Regions from separate parts of the Homo sapiens genome. Here region 2 is linked to region 1. The links are chromatin loops, found by intact Hi-C in ENCODE. Cell type or tissue: CD4-positive, alpha-beta T cell. All regions are shown on one strand.

What was found. Hi-C counts contacts between places; a loop is a spot of excess contacts. Peaks named below come from ENCODE experiments on the same cell type or tissue, not always from the same donor. Only the 100,000 strongest peaks of a DNase experiment are listed, where the experiment ranks them.
Region 2: it touches region 1 in a loop (7-fold over the local background); 20 of 110 quality-filtered maps call a loop at or near these places.

Annotation. Positions count from the first base shown.
Region 1 is chr13:31,905,275-31,913,274 of GRCh38, forward strand. It overlaps the pseudogene EEF1DP3. Among named protein-coding and RNA genes, the nearest start is that of FRY-AS1, 120 kb to the right of the region's middle. In CD4-positive, alpha-beta T cell, CTCF peaks have their summits at 4,814 (motif pointing right) and 5,016; a DNase peak (open chromatin) is centred at 4,807.
Region 2 is chr13:32,576,798-32,584,797 of GRCh38, forward strand. No RefSeq gene overlaps it. Among named protein-coding and RNA genes, the nearest start is that of PDS5B-DT, 5.6 kb to the right of the region's middle. In CD4-positive, alpha-beta T cell, CTCF peaks have their summits at 4,537 (motif pointing left) and 4,737; a DNase peak (open chromatin) is centred at 4,584.

The sequences.
Region 1 (8,000 bases):
GGTGCTAAAAAACAGTAGAGTCAGAGTCAGAGAGTCTGGCTTTGAATTCCAGCACTGTTCATAATCATGGGCCTCAGGCACACCGTCCAGCTTCCCTGAGCCTCAGTGTTCACATCTGTGGAATGAGCGTGATGGCCACCTCCCAAAGCGGATTTCAGTGTTCACTGAAACCATATGTATTAAAATATTTTGTAAATTGTAAAGCTTCATGTAAATGTGAGGTTTCATTATTTTTTTTTTGTTGGAATCTTCAATTGCCTCAAGGCCTAAGAATATCAGTTACATGGAATTCCTGGTAGCATTACACAATGTCAGCTGAGGGCCAGGTGTGGTGACTGTAGTTCCAGCTGCTCGGGAGGCTGAGGCCAGAGGATGGCTTGAGCCCAGGAGTTCAAGGTTACAGTGAGCTATGATTGTACCACTGCACTTTAGCATGGGCAGCAGAGCTAGACCCTGACTCAAAAAAAAGAAAAGAAAAGAAAAGAAAATGCCAGCTGAGGAAATGCAGGATACACCTGATTTTACTCTACACTTACTTAATAATGAGATTTTAAAATACTGTGTAAGTAAAGGGTGCTTTTAGAGTAAGCTTTCAAAACAAGTGTGTGTGTGTTTTTAAGGCTTTTCATCCAGAGCAATAAAGAAAAACATTAGAAAGTCTTCTGATTCATTTCTTAGCCAGGTGTCAAGTTTTTTATTATTTGCTCTGAGATGAGCTCTATTAACTAACTTATTTCTCTGTCAAAAACTGAATTCTCATCTCTGTTCTCCTCCTGCTCAAATTTGGCAGCTCTGCATGACTGTCAGTCACGGCGGTTGGGAATGTTGCTCCCCTCCCTCAGCACTGAAAACGGTGAATAGATGTATTATTGCTGCTTGCAAAGTACTAGAATGTAGCTGTCGTGGGAAAATTTAAATGGTCGCAATAGCAATAACAATAACAACGCAGCCTGCCTGTCTTTCTTCTCGTGTTCCGGGGCAGAAAGGGAGCTACCACCAGCTACGCAACTCAGTGGCTACACAAAATGCAAATTTCCCTGGCTTCGAACGTGGAGATTGTCCAATATCTAAAGAAAATTGTCTACATAAAAGAAATAATAAGAATTTTGGGGTGAAACAGTGCCTTTTCCAACGTTAAGTTTCAATTGCAAATCTTCACAAAGTTAATCCTGTTTTCCTGCAGCAACGGGGGAGTAATTTATCATTCAAATCATTGAAACCCAGAGACAATCACCAAACTTTATTTTAGCCAATGGTTTCATGTTTCTTATCAGGAGCAAGTGTTTTCTACAAAGGGTAACAATTAATTGATTTGAATATTTTTGTGCATTGATTGCCCTTGATTTTGAATAATGTGAGAAAAAGTAGGAAAGAAAGCGCAAGGCAAAGAATATTATTCATAAAGCCAAGTTTGAATGTCTGTATCACAACATGTGCTCATAAGGTTAGAAATATTTAAGTGCATGTTTAGGTGGCTTGGTTATAGAAATAAAAAAGACATGAGCTGTAAATAGTGAAAAGATATTTTAGAACTTACGAAAGGGAGATTATGTATGTAAAGTATGTACCGTGGGTATTCATGGTGTTGGACTGAATTTCAGTTGCCCGGCTTCTACGCAGACACCTTCCTCCTTTTAATCTAGTGATATTGTCCATCTCCCTGGTCACCCTTCTCTTCATACCTTACTAAGGCATCTCTGGTAGTAACTAACTCCATTGACCTCCCTACTTTCCCCAGTTGTTCTCTGGGTACCATACACCTGATTTCTTTATACTCCACTGGCTTTTTCTTTCCTATCTTCTCTGATAGCTTCTCCTCCCTTGCCCAACCACTAAATACTGAAAGCCCCAAGACACTGGGTCCCAATACCCCTCCTCTTCATTATATTTGAGGTCATCTCCTCCAATTCCATGTGCTAGTAATACCCAAATCTATATATCTGGCCCTGGCCTCTCCCCAAAATATTCAACTCAAGTCCTAAATGCTTCTGTTTGGACATCTTGGAGACACTGCAGGTTTAACCTGGCCAAAATAAAAGTTGATTCTCTATCACATACCTGTTCCTCCCCCAGGTTTCCCATTTCTGTAGGTAGCACCAACATCCAACATCCAGACAAAAAAACTAAGGCTTATTCTTGATTATTTTCTTATTTTCACACTCTGCATTCAGTCTGTCCTATCAAACCTGTCTCCCAAACAGATCCCAATCTATCTAATCCTTTCCATTTCCATTATCAACACTCCAGTCCTAATCACTGTTTGCTCTCGCCCTTGCCTATTGTAAGAGCCTCCCAGGTTTGTCTCCCTCCTCCTATTCTTGTCTCCCTTCAGTCACTTCTTCACACAGCAATGATCTTTTAAAATAATAATAATAATGTGTCACACTCTCCTCCCCGTTTATAATACCCCTATGGCCTCCTATCTCATTTGCAATGAAATCCAGACTCTGCCTGGTTTATGAAGCCCCTACATCATCTGGACCCTGTCTAGTTCTCCAATATCATTTTGCATCGCTCTTCCCTTTTTACACCCCAACCAAACAGTTTACTTTTTATTTTTGTAACACACCAAGCATGTTCCTACCATAGAGCCTTTGCATGTGTTGTTTCTGGGCTGGATGCTCTTAAACCTAATATGTGCGTGGCTAGATTCTTCTTAACATTCATGTCTCAGCCTCATTCTGTCCTCATAGACGTCTCCCTGACACCCAGCCTATTAGGTTGGTGCAAAAGTAATTGCAGGTTTGCCATTATTTTTGCACCAGCCTAATAAAACAGTGACTCTCTGTCATGTTACTATGCCTTAATTCTCTGTGATGTATTTGTTGTACTATTCGACATTTTCTTATGCATCTATTAATTTTTCCTTTTTAGTTTGTGTGTGCGTGCTCACACATAATCATATTATCAGCTTATGAGAGCAGGGGTCCTGTGGTCTTATTCACCACAATAACCTCAGTGCTTGGAACACTGCACGTAGTAGGTGCTCAAAAAACACATTTTGAACAAATGAATAAACCAATTTAAGCAGCAGGAAAATCTGTTAAATGGGAAATAAGCGACATTTTCTCTTTTATTTTATGGTGAGGTCTTGGCTGATTTAGCCAAATTTCTAAGGACTAACCGAGAAAATAAAACTGAAACACATCATTTGGCCGATTCGTTTCAGTGAAACTCCTTTCTTCTGAATTTGTGATCAAGCCCGCCATAAAGAAGAGACATGATGGCACTGTAAATCTGATAAATTTCTGATGAGATACATGGCAGTTTAATGCAACTTGGTGACATGACCCTTATGCTCTTACCACTGCTGGGTCCTCATTCATGCGATGAGACTGTAGCCCAAACTCTAAGTAGGTTCTGACAAAGATGGAAAGCTTGGAGTACTAAGAACTGCTCCAGTGATACTCCAGTTCTTTTCCCATTCTTTCCTCCTTTTTACTGATGCAAGATAAAATGGGAAGTACAGCAGGACAAGGAGTGCGATTCGTGCTCAGAGTAGCTGTATTATGGGTTCTCACCTGGCTGAAACTCCTATTTGCATGGGATTATCTGACTCTCAGCTAAGATACACTGTTTCCCTAAGGCAATTTCGGAGGCCAAGCCCAAAATTGACACATTTAGAGATTCAGGAGCAAATAACTTTGTATTTATTTGTCAGTGAAGCACTATTTATGGCATTTCAATCACGTGGCAATCTTAAGACTGTAATTATAGAGGTCTAAGAAGAATATAGAACATTTCTTCTGACTTATCCTTTTGAGATTTAGAATTGAAAATAGTTTGATCTCTTTTTTCAGCCCCTCAGAGATAACTTACATGACCTTTAGCCAATTCCCCATTCTTCCTTTCTCATTTCACAATTGCAAATGCTACTGGGTAGTTTTCCTCTGTTTTGAGCCCCACCCTTCCTGTTGCTAAGCAGATGAACTGGATTACATAAATTGTCAATTTCTCAGCTGTGACAATGAAAAAGACAGGACAACAGTAGCCAGAAATGAGGACAGCTGCTTCTAGCACTTGGGATTTGGGGTTAGATGATGAAGAGAGAATCAAAAGGAAATAGGTGAAGTTAGCATAAGTAAAAAGTTAGACACAATTCTATTACTTTAATACAAACTCTGTTAACATTTGGGTATATTTCTTTCAGAGATTGGTACTCATATTAGAGTGGAGTTATTTGGGTTTTTGTTTTTCCTTTATGCCTACTTATAATTTACATGCTCTTATCCTTTGTTTTATAATATTTACAAGTTGCAGTTATTATTTTAATATTTCAGGTTAAGTTGACTTTTCAATATGGAGTCAGTTTTAAGTGTGTGCGTTTTAAAGGGGCATATTTGCATTTCTGACCCACAAAGACTAACATCACTTGTGACAATTAATTTTCACTCATCTAAATTTTGCAATGTTTTTAAACCAAAACAGGTTTAATAATGATAGGTATCCACTAAACATCCAGCTTTTATCACATCACCTGTAGCTTCCCATGGAAATTTTCTACGAAGCAAACATTGGCTAGTATTACAGATATTTCCTTTTCAAGCCCTCATGTTTAATCAACTCCGCTTACCTGTGTGGCTTTAATAAGCGTAATGCCAACTCCAGCTCCCCAGAGTGAGGTAAACAGTATGTATGGGCATAATTAGCAAATCATTTGGTTGTAAGATGTTGTATGATTCACATATTTGGTTTTCTTTAATGAGGCATTCCTCTCCAGACACATTAGTCGTTTCCCAAAATGCTCCTTTGCAAATAGCTATAGAAACAGCAAATGATGAACTAAAAAAGGTGTGCTGCACGTGGGACACCAGAGGGCGCTAGAGTAATGTTATAATGTGCCTCTGCTTTTCTCTTAGCTTTGCTATTAAAAAATTAAAGCTTTTAAAATAATACACTACCTTGTCTTGAAGACATTTATTTGAAGTTATACGATATAGCTTTATGATTTGAGTCAAACATTTATTATTATTTATCATTACAGTCAGCATCTTCTCAAAAGCAGGTCTTTTATTCCCATGCTGAATTTTAGAAAAGAAATTCTAACAATAGTCCTCCTCTTAGACTTTTTTTTTTTAAGGAAAACACATTATTATTCTTAGATTGTGACTTTGTCCTCTCCCAAGAGACAGTCACGTGTGTTAAAATGTTTAGTAGTTCTAGTCTGCTAGAAATGAATAATAGAGGAAGTGAATTATTTCTAAACTTTTAGAACCACAGAATTTGGGCATTTGATCAGTATTTGTCTACTGTTGAATTTAAAATAAAACATATGAATGTATCAGGATAAAGTGGCAGTGCTGCAAAAATTTGAAGTGCTGAAAAAAGTTAGAAAATTAAATTGGCATTTATTAATAATAAGCAACCATTTTAGTGTAGCTAGAAGGTTTATTTTCTAGTGTTAAGCTGTCTTAAAAATCAGAGGTATTTTTGTTCAACATAATTTACTGAAAAGTGTGTATAGAATGCTTAATATGTATGTGCCTAAAATTGCTCTTAGTGACCAAATATTCACATGCTGGGTGTGGTGGCTCATGCCTGTAATCCCAGCACTTCAGGAGGTAAGAGGGTTCCTTGAGGCCAGGAATTCAAGAGCAGCCTAAGCAACATAACAGGACCCTGTCTCCACAAAAATTTTAAAAGCAGCCAGGTGTGGTGGTGTGTGCCTGTAGTCCTAGCTACTTGGGAGGCTAAGGCAGGAGGATTGCCTGAGTTCATGTGTTCAAGGCTATAGTGAGCAGTGATCGTGCCGCTAGACTCCAGCCTGGGTGACAGAGCGAGACCCTGTCTCAAAACAAAAAATCAAACCCCAAAACCACAAAAAATTCACAAGACAACTTACGTAATCTAAGATATAAATCACACATACCAGACATGAAATTTGCAAATGTGTATCAGATAAAATACTATGTGTTTAAAGGATGGGGATGCTATGTGACTGAAGGGTTAGGGGAGACTGGCGAAATGGAAGGAACTAGCTGAGCTTGAAGGATGGGGTAGGATCTAATTCAGCAGAAAACAAATTATAGCAGAATAACCATGGCCAGAAAGGGAGAGATGACACAAATGCATGTGCAGCAATATATCAAGCATCTGCTTTTCATCTTTCCACAGGGAGGTCCCATCTCGCATTGTAAAGGGCATTGTTTTTATGTTATTTCTTTGTCTTTCATGTTGTGGTGTGTATTGGTTTGGGTTTTCTGGTTGTTTTCTTTGTGTTCTTTTACCAGAAAACAAAAACAAAAACAGCCTTTCAGAGGGGAAATCATTCCTCATCCCCAATATGACCAGTATTTGTTCCAGCCTTTCCCAGCTCTGGTCCAGCCAGATGAGAGTGCTGCTGTAATGTCCAGTGCTATGGCTGGGCGGCCTCAGGGAGAGCGAGGGTTCAAGTCCTCAGCCTTCTCACAGCGCTGCATCCAGGTGGATGCCACAGATCTTTCGATGCTGTGCCCTGTACACTGGGAAATTGTCTGTTTCCCTCTAGGGACTGAGGTTCTCAAGGTAGAATCATGGCCTGATTCCACTTTGTAGTCCTAATGCTCAATGCACATTGGGAAGTCAGTAAATATTTCTTTTTTAATGTAATTATCTATTTATTAGTCCAAGATCAGTGTAAATGTATTGTAGAAAATTATAAAATACATATAAGAAAAATACTTTTTGAAAAACATTGTAATCCTACAACAGTTTATTGGTATTACCTTAGTGCCTATCCTTCCAAACACTTTCTGTCCACCTCTATGTTTATCTGTTTTGCTATGTATCTACCTATCTAGGTATTTTTAAACTGAGATTAGACTATACACACTTTTATAGCCAGTGTTTTCTCATTTAATAATCTCCACATTTCCATGTTAGTAAGTATTGATCTTAAATGATCATTCCTATCAACAAACTTGCTGCATAAAAATCCCCCTGGGGAATGCTTGCCAAAATGCAGATTCCTAGGGCCCAGGCTGGATCTGCAGATTCAGAATCTCCAGGGTTATGGCTCTGGAATTTGTATTTTCACAAGCATCTGAATGCTCATATTCCAGTCACTGATCTACACCATCATTTTGGGGAGCCAGAATAGATTTCCACTGTCTAGACAGATATATTGCATTTAACCAATCCCTAGTTCAGTTTTTTCATTATCATGAGGCAGGTCATAAAGATCATTAAGTGATGAGCATCATAAGTTAAGATGGTAGACATTCTAAATCTCTATAAATGTCAACACAGATTTATTTATGGTTAATATAGGAAGTTAAAAATCTATGCCCAGTCTTGACAGATGGAGCTTTTTGGTTATAAGGTGGTTATCCCAAAACCACAAAGCAAAATCATAAAATGAACAGAACTGCAGGGGTGTGTCTTTCTTCCTTCCCTCCTTCCTTCCTCCCTTTCTTTTTTTTTTTCTTTTTCTTTTCAGTTGTGGGCCATGGGAACATAAATCCAGGTGTGGGTAGCCAGATGACTCAAGTCCCCAGATTTGGTGCTCTCTCCTCTGTTTATGTGGACACAGTGACTAGTTTTGCCTCTCTCAATCCTTTTGACCTCTGCTGACAGATTCTTTCTTAATACTGCTGATTTGGTTGTAATGAAACAACCTTGCCCAGCCCACATTATTTCATCTCAATATGCGTTAGCATGACTGCTACAGTTCTCCAAGTTCTGGGCTGCCTCAGGGAAAAAGTCTGCCCATAATTTTTTCATATCTATTTTTTTCCTTTCAATTACATTTTGTAGCTCCCCCAGTTTCATGATGTAATGTTAGTGGAATTAAACTTGATCAGCTTAAAATTAAGTAATTAATTACATGAAGCTTCAATAATAGTTACAAATTGCTCCCTGCCTATCTGGGTGACACCCGGTGACAGTGAATTTCACAGTGCTATGAGGGACAGATGGTGAAGCTCCATTTGGCCTGTCATTTAAAGTATTTAGGTAATTAGGTTAAAAAATGTTTTCAAAGAACTCAGATGGGCCACATGTGTCCAACAGGCTATATATAA
Region 2 (8,000 bases), 670 kb after region 1:
TCCTGTGTCTATCACTGATATGTTCTGGCTGTGTTCCCACCCAAATCTCATCTTGAATTGTAGTTCTCATAATCCCCACGTGTCATTGGAGGGACCCGGTGGGAGGTCATTGAATCATGGGGGTAGTTACCCCTATGTTGCTGTTCTCATGCTAGTGAGTGAGTTCTCATGAGATCTGATGGTTTTATAAGGGGCTTTCCCTACTTTTGCTCGGCACTTCTTGCTGCCACCATGTGAAGAAAGATGTGTTTGCTTCTCTTTCTACCATGATTGTAAGTTTCCTGAGACCGCCACAGTTATGCTGAGCAGTGAGTCAATTAAACCTCTTTCCTTTACAAATTACCCTGTCTTAGGTATGCCTTTATTAGCAGTGTGAAAATGGACTAATACAGTAAATTTGTACCGGGAGTGGGGCGCTGCTGTAAAGGTACCCAAAAATGTGGAAGTGACTTTGGAACTGGGTAACAGGCAGAGGTTGGAACAGTTTACAGGGCTCAGAAGAAGCCAGGAAAATGTGGGAAAGTTGGAACTTCCTAGAGATTTGGAGGGCTTGGAAGACAGGGAAGATGTGGGAAACTTTGGAACTTCCTAGAGACTTGTTAAAGGGCTTTGACCAAAATGCTGATAGTGATATAAAGTCCAGGTTGAGGTGGTCTCAGATGGAGATAAGGAATTTGTTGGGACCTGGAACAAAGGTGACTCTTGTTATGCTTTAGCAAAGAGACTGTTGGCATTTTGCCCCTGCCCTAGAAAGCTGTGGAACTTTGAACTTGGGAGAGATGATTTAGGGTATCTGGTGGAAGGAATTTCTAAGTGGCAAAGCATTCAAAAGGAAGCAGAGCATAAAAGTTTGGAAAATTTGCAGTCTGACAATGCAATATAAAAGAAAAACCCATTTTCTGGGGAGAAATTCAAGTCTGTTGCATAAATTTGCATAAGTAATAAGGAGCCAAATGTTAATCACTAAGATATTGGGGAAAATGTCTCCAGGGCATGTCAGAGAACTTCAGAGCAGCCCCTCCCATCACAGGCCTGGAGGCCAATGAGGGAAAAATGGTTTCCTGGGCTGGGTCCAGGGCCCCACTGCTCTGTGCAGCCTGTGTCCCAGTTGCTGCAGCTCGAGCCATGGCTAAAAGAGGCCCAGGTACAGCTCAGGCCATTGCTTCAGGAGGTGCAAGCCCCGAGCCTTGTCAGCTTCCACATGGTGTTGGGCCTGCAGGTATGCAGAAGACCAGAATTGAGGTTTGGGAACCTCTGCCTAGATTTCAGAGGATGTATGGAAGCACCTGGGTATCCAGGCAGAAGTCTGTTGCAGGGGTGGGGCCCTCATGGAGAACCTCTGCTAGGGTAGTGTGGAAGGGAAATGTGGGGTTGGAGCCCCCACACAGAGTCCCCACTGGAGAACTGCCTAGTAGAGCTGTGAGAAGAGGGCTACCATCCTCCAGACCCCAGAATGGTAGATCCACTGACAGCTTGCACCTTGTGCCTGGAAAAGCCACAGACACTCACCACCAGCCTGTGAAAGCAGCCTGGAGGGGGGCTGTACCTTGAAAATTCACAGGGGCAGAGCTGCCCAAGGCCGTGGGAGTGCACTTCTTGCATCACTGTGACCTTGATGTGAGACATGGAGTCAAAGGAGATCATTTTAAAACTTTAAAATTTAACGACTCCCTATTGAATTTTGGACTTGCATTGGGCCTATAGCCTCTTTGTTTTGGCCAGTTTCTTCCATTTGGAGCAAGCATATTTACCCAATGCCTGTACCCCCATTGTATCTAGAAAGTAACTAACTTGCTTTTGATTTTACAGGCTCATAGGCAGAAGGGACTTCCCTTGTCTCAGACAAGTCTTTGGACTTGGACTTTTGGGTTAATGCCAGAATGAGTAAAGACTTTGGTGGACTGTTGGGAAGGCATGATTGTGTTTTGAAATGTGAGGACGAGATTTAGGAAGGGCCAGGGATGGAATGATATGGTTTGGCTATGTCCCCACCCAAATCTCATCTTGAATTGTAGTTCCCATAATCCCCATGTATTGTGGGAGGGACCTGGTGAGTGATAATTCAATCATGGGGGCAGTTACCCTTTTGCTGCTGTTCTTTTGCTAGTGAGTGAGTTCTCATGAGATTTGATGTTTTCATAAGGGGCTTTTCCCCCTTTTGTTTGGCACTTCTCCTTGCTGCCACCATGTGAAGAAGGATGTGTTTATTTCCCCTTCCATAATGATTGTAAGTTTCCTGAGGCCTCCTTAACCATACCGAACTGTAAGTCAATTAAAACTCTTTCCTTTGTAAGTTAACCAGTCTCAGGTATGTCTTTATTAGCAGCATGAGAATGAACTACTACAATCACCCAGCTTCAACAATTATCAACTCATGGTAAATCTTGTTTCATATATACCCTTTTTTTATATATACCTTTTCATATATACCTTTTTTCCCTTTCTATATTATGTTGAAGTAAATCCTAGATATTATATCACTTCATTTCTTTTTTTCTAAAAAAATTATATATGCCATGTTTATCATTTGCATTTATATTTTCAAATTTATACTGAATTATAATGTTCATATAGAAAATGTGGTGCTCTCTAAACTTTCACAAACTGAGCACACTGAGTAACTAATAGCTAGATCAAGAAACAGAAGACTTTGTATTCAGTAAATTTTTCAACATACCTATTGTACTACTATTGCAAAAAACAAACAATAATTCTTTAATATCATTAAATAACCAGTGTTCAAATTTCCAAATGTCTTATAAATGTCACAATTTATTTTTTAACAGTTTATTTTTTTGACTCAGGGTCCAAATAGGTACACACATTGCAACTGACTGATTGGTTAATCTCTTTTAATATTTAGGTTTCTCCTCCATCCCTCATTTATTTCTTCCTTGGAATTTATTTGTGTGAAAAACCAAAACATGTTCCTATGTATTTCTTGTAAATTGATACTTGTATCTAGAGGCTCTTTCATATTCAGGTTAGATTTTTATGGCAAGATGACTACATAGGTGCTGGTGTATTCCTCTGTCAGTGAACATCTAATGCTTTATTCTCTCTCTTTGTGATGCCAGCAGGTACTTACGTTCAATGTCTGGATCAGTTATTTTCATTAGGGTTTTAAAAATAATAATATTCTACTTTTTACATTCCTTCTTCATTTGTTAGCTGGACTACTTCTGTTCACAGATTACTATTTGATTTTCCACTGGTACAGTCTGTACAGAGCAGGCAGGATAAATGATTGATTCTTTCCTTTATTTGTCAGTTTTAAAAATAATGAAATGGTTCATTAGCAACCTCCAACAGTGATTGTTTTTCTTTTTATTTTATTTATTTATTTATTTATTGAGACGAAGTCTCGCTCTGTCTCCAGGCTGGAGTGCAGTGGCGTGATCTCGGCTCACTGCATCCTCCACCTCCCGGGTTCAAGTAATTCTCCTACCTCAGCTTCCTGAGTAGCTGGGACTACAGGCATGTGCCATCATGCCCAGCTAATTTTTGTATTTTTTTAGTAGAGACGGGGTTTCACCATGTTGGCCAGGATGGTCTGGATCTCCTGACCTCATGATCCACCCGCCTTGGCCTCCCAAAGTGCTGGGATTACAGGCATGAGCCACCGTGCCTGGCCGAATGTTTTTAGTTTTAAGCTATATTATGAGTCATGGATTTAAATATATTTTGTGTGTTATAATTCATTATTGAACTACTCAACAATAGGGGTTCATTAAATAAGTCATAGCATAACTACACAATAAAATAGTATTACATAGCCACTAAAATAATAATATCAATGTGTATTTATTCACCAGAAAGTTATTTATGATATTTTATTTAAAACTTATTTTTAAAATATTAAATGCATGCTCATAGTATCAAAGGTATTACAGTGACAGATTTCTTTCTCACCTTTGTTCCCAAGTCACCTAGATTCCCATCTAGAAGTCCTCTACCTTTGTGTAAACTTGTATATTCTTCCAGAGATTTCTAGAGCTGATAGTTCACCTGGTATTTATTATTGTGGCTGTATTGGATGTTAAAAATAATGAAACACTTCTATAAGGTTGCTATACAGTTGGTTCCCTGAACCTACCCCTTCCTCCTTGGGCACCCAAACCCTTCCCTGCTGCCCCCAAGACCTTGCCCATCATCCATTAATTGAAGAGTTAATGCTTCACACAGCAGGCAGCATATGTGGTCCTATTCAAGCTACAGCCAGTATCTGTTGTCATTGGTCCTTGCCTGTCCTGTACAGTTGCAAGTATTTTAATATTATCCTTGGAGATTTCTATGCCTTTAGGAGCAAATTTTATATTATAAAACATTATGTTTTGTAAAACAAATCTAAATCTAAATATATGAATATAATATGTTCTGGACTGATACATATCAAAGCATTATAAGTAAATTTTTCTGGTGGCATAATTATGAGTGATCTTTTTTTCTTTTTAATCTTAACTGCAGTTCCAGATTTCTCTATAATGGGCAGATTATTTACACAGCAAAAAATTAAAGTGTATCTCTAAACCAGTTTTATTTCATAAAAAAGAATGGAGATGTCAACATTTTTCAATAGCTCCATCTGCTGGCTGCTGAATAAAGCTAATTTTAAATATCAAGTTTTAACTAAATGAGACAGCCAGAAGAAATAGAATTCCTGTGTTAGAGCAAAGTATGCTTCCTACGTATCCATGAAGAGTAAGTATTAGGAGTCAATTTACTTGGAATAAGAGGTGATACAAACTTGGTTCCATATAGAGTGAGCTACTACCCTATGCTCAAAAACAGGCTGCTTGCCTAGAACAGAAACGTGAAACTGAAAAATTGTTTTGGAGTTTTTGGCCATCTTACACTGGAATGCTGATTTTTAAATTAAAAAAAAATTTTTTTTGAGACAGAATCTTGTTCTGTTGCCCAGGCTGGAGTGCCATGGTACGATCACTGCTTACTGGAACCTCTCCTCATCTCAAGTGATCCTCTCTCCTCAGCCTCCCGAGTAGCTGGAACTACAGGTGCATGCCACCATGCCCAGCTAACTATTTATTTTTTATAGAGGGAGGTCTTGCTATGTTGCCCAGGCTTGTCTCAAACTCCTGGGCTCAAGCTATCTGTCCACCTCAGCCTCCCAAAGTGCTGGGATTGCAGGAATGAGTCACCATGCCCGGCCTGTAGATTTTTCAAATAGCGCAAAAGTAAATAACATTGATTAGTGATTGCATGTGAATATATGTGAAACATATTATATTGAAGGAATTTATACGCCTTTGCACAAATATTCAAAGCAGCAGTCTAAATTCTCCTTTGTCATTCTCCTTACTTTTCAAGTGAAATTGCTCTTGGTTCTATATCTCTTTATTATTTCCAGAAGTTGAACTGATGATAAATGCTTTCTTAAACCCAAATCTCTCTTTGGATGATAATGCAAGCTACGATATTTTGTGTAAAAATTTCTGACATCTATCTTTGGAACTCTTTAAAAAAGTTAGATGTATCAAACATATTCCAATATAGTTTCTGAAGATCTAGTTTACAGAAATTTCCCAGATGATTTTGGTATTCTTCCACTCCACTCGAGTTAAGAACAGCTGCCCTGGGACTGTAGATGAATGTGGCATCCTTTCAGGAATATTTGCATTGTAAAGAGGATCACAGGATGGGCACAGTGCCTCATGCAGGGGATTAATTGTGGAGGGAGAAATTTGAGGCACCAGGGGCTGAGTCTTGGATGAGGGTGAAGGAAAAGAGCCCGTATACCATCTTTCAGCAGTAGTGATGTCATGAATGAAGGATCAACTTCAGGGGCTTGGAGTTTATCAAAATGCCTCACCAGTTTGCCTAATGCCTAAAATATCACAAAGCTAATTTCTGTTGGGCTTAGTTTCTCCTAATGGATATGAATGGGTTAGTGTTTTTTTTTTTTTTTTTTTTGAGATGGAGTCTCGCTCGGTTGTCTAGGCTGGAGTGCAGTGGTGCGATCTCCGCTCACTGCAACCTCCCCCTACCGGGTTCAAGCAATTCTCTGCCTCAGGCTCCCAAGTAGCTGGGATTACAGGCACCTGCCACCACACCTGGCTAATTTTTGTATTTTTAGTAGAGACGGGGTTTCGCCATCTTGGCCAGGCTGGTCCTGAACTCCTGACCTCGTGATCCACCTGCCTTGGCCTCCCAAAGTGCTGGATTACAGGCGTGAGCCACCGAGCCCTGCCTAACTTTTTCAAGTAACACAACCACATTCCAACATGTTTTCTGAGAATCCAATGCCTTAACCCAATAAATTAGTCTAGTGGGAATTTCAGCACTGTTGCAGGCTAACAGGGATCATATTTTTGTCTTGACTAGCCTTTGGGACATACCTTGAATTATGCTGAACCGGTAATGTTTGTCTAGGTAGGGCCCAGTCTTATCATTTACTAATTAGCTGCCCAGTGTGCTCTACTATGTATAATATGATAAACATTTCACCATATTTTGGAAACCATGCTGTAGTGCAGCAAGGCTGTACTCAAAATGCAGTAGGGGCCATAGGGGTATATTTAGGACTGTCCAGGTTAATTGTGTGCATTCCTGATGTCTTTCAACTTGCTAACCTCTTTAACCTCAAATTTGGACTCTATTAAAAAAAGCCCAGGTAACTCAAATATGAGTGATGTGGCAGACTGAATAATGGTCCCCTTACAATATCCATGTCGTAATCCCCAAACCTTTGAATATGTTATGTTACATGGCAAAGGGGAATAAAGGTCACTAATCAATGGACCTTAAATTAGAGATTATCCAAGTGGGCCCAATATAATCACAAGAGTATTAAAAGTGGATGAGGGAGTCAGAGGAAGAGCTGCGGTGACAAAAGCAGGTCAGAGAGACGCCATGGAGCTGGCTTTGCGGATGGAGGAAGGAGGATATGAACCAAGGGATCTGGGCAGCCTCTGGAAGAAGGAAATAGTAAGAAAAGGGATTCTCCTTTGGAGCCTCCAGAAAGACACACAGCCCTGACAACACCTTGATTTTAGCCCAGCGAGATACCTGTCAAACTTCTGCACTCCAGTAAGACAATAAGTTTGTGCTCTTTTAAGCCACCAACTTTGTGATGATTTGTTATAGTGACAAAGTAAAATTAGTAGAGGTGGGAACTACATTTGTGGTTATTCATAATCAAAGACAATTCTCCTAACCATTTCTGTATAAAACCAGCATTTGGACATAATTCCCACATAATTTCTCTTTCTTGGTGTAGAAAGCATTCACAACTGAGTTTTGAATGGTTCACACTCTTAAACTGTCTTAAACAATGTTGTGTTATGTTGCTCCTAATGAATTGCAACTTGGCTATTTTTAAAAATCCCAAACACAGAAGATTATTTTTGTTCAAATATCAACTTTAGATTTTAGTTTTCCCAAACAATATTGTTTTAAATGAAGGTTTATATTACTGATTTCTGTAAAGCCACTTGCAGTCATATAAAAGTATGCCCTTTTGTTAGAAACTATGCCTCATTAAAGCTTTAGGGTTTTTCCTCTGTCTGTCCTAATGGTAATTGCCCCATTGACCCTTACAATGTAGCTATTTTGAAGGCTATCTCCTTTCTGCCCACTCTTTTCTTGGGCTTAATCCTGTGGTGTTAGCAGCCTAACGTGGGCAATATGTATTCCGGGCCTCATTGAAATTCAAGGCATCATTTTATAAGAGAGAGGGTTAATGGTGAAACTGGCAAAACTGCTCACAAAGTTGACGTGACACCTTCAGCCCTTTCAGGACTCACTGCCATATACAAGATGTAGAGTGACATTCTTAAACAATTCATACATCCAACAAAATATTTACTGAGGCTTCCAGGTGTCAAATAATGGGGATAAGAGCACTGAATAATTTATACAAAAACTCTTAGCCGGGCATGGTGGCTCACGCCTGTAATCCTAGCACTTTGGGAGGCTGAGGCAGGCAGATCACGAGGTCAGGAGATCGAGACCATCCTGGCCAACATGGTGAAACTCTGTCT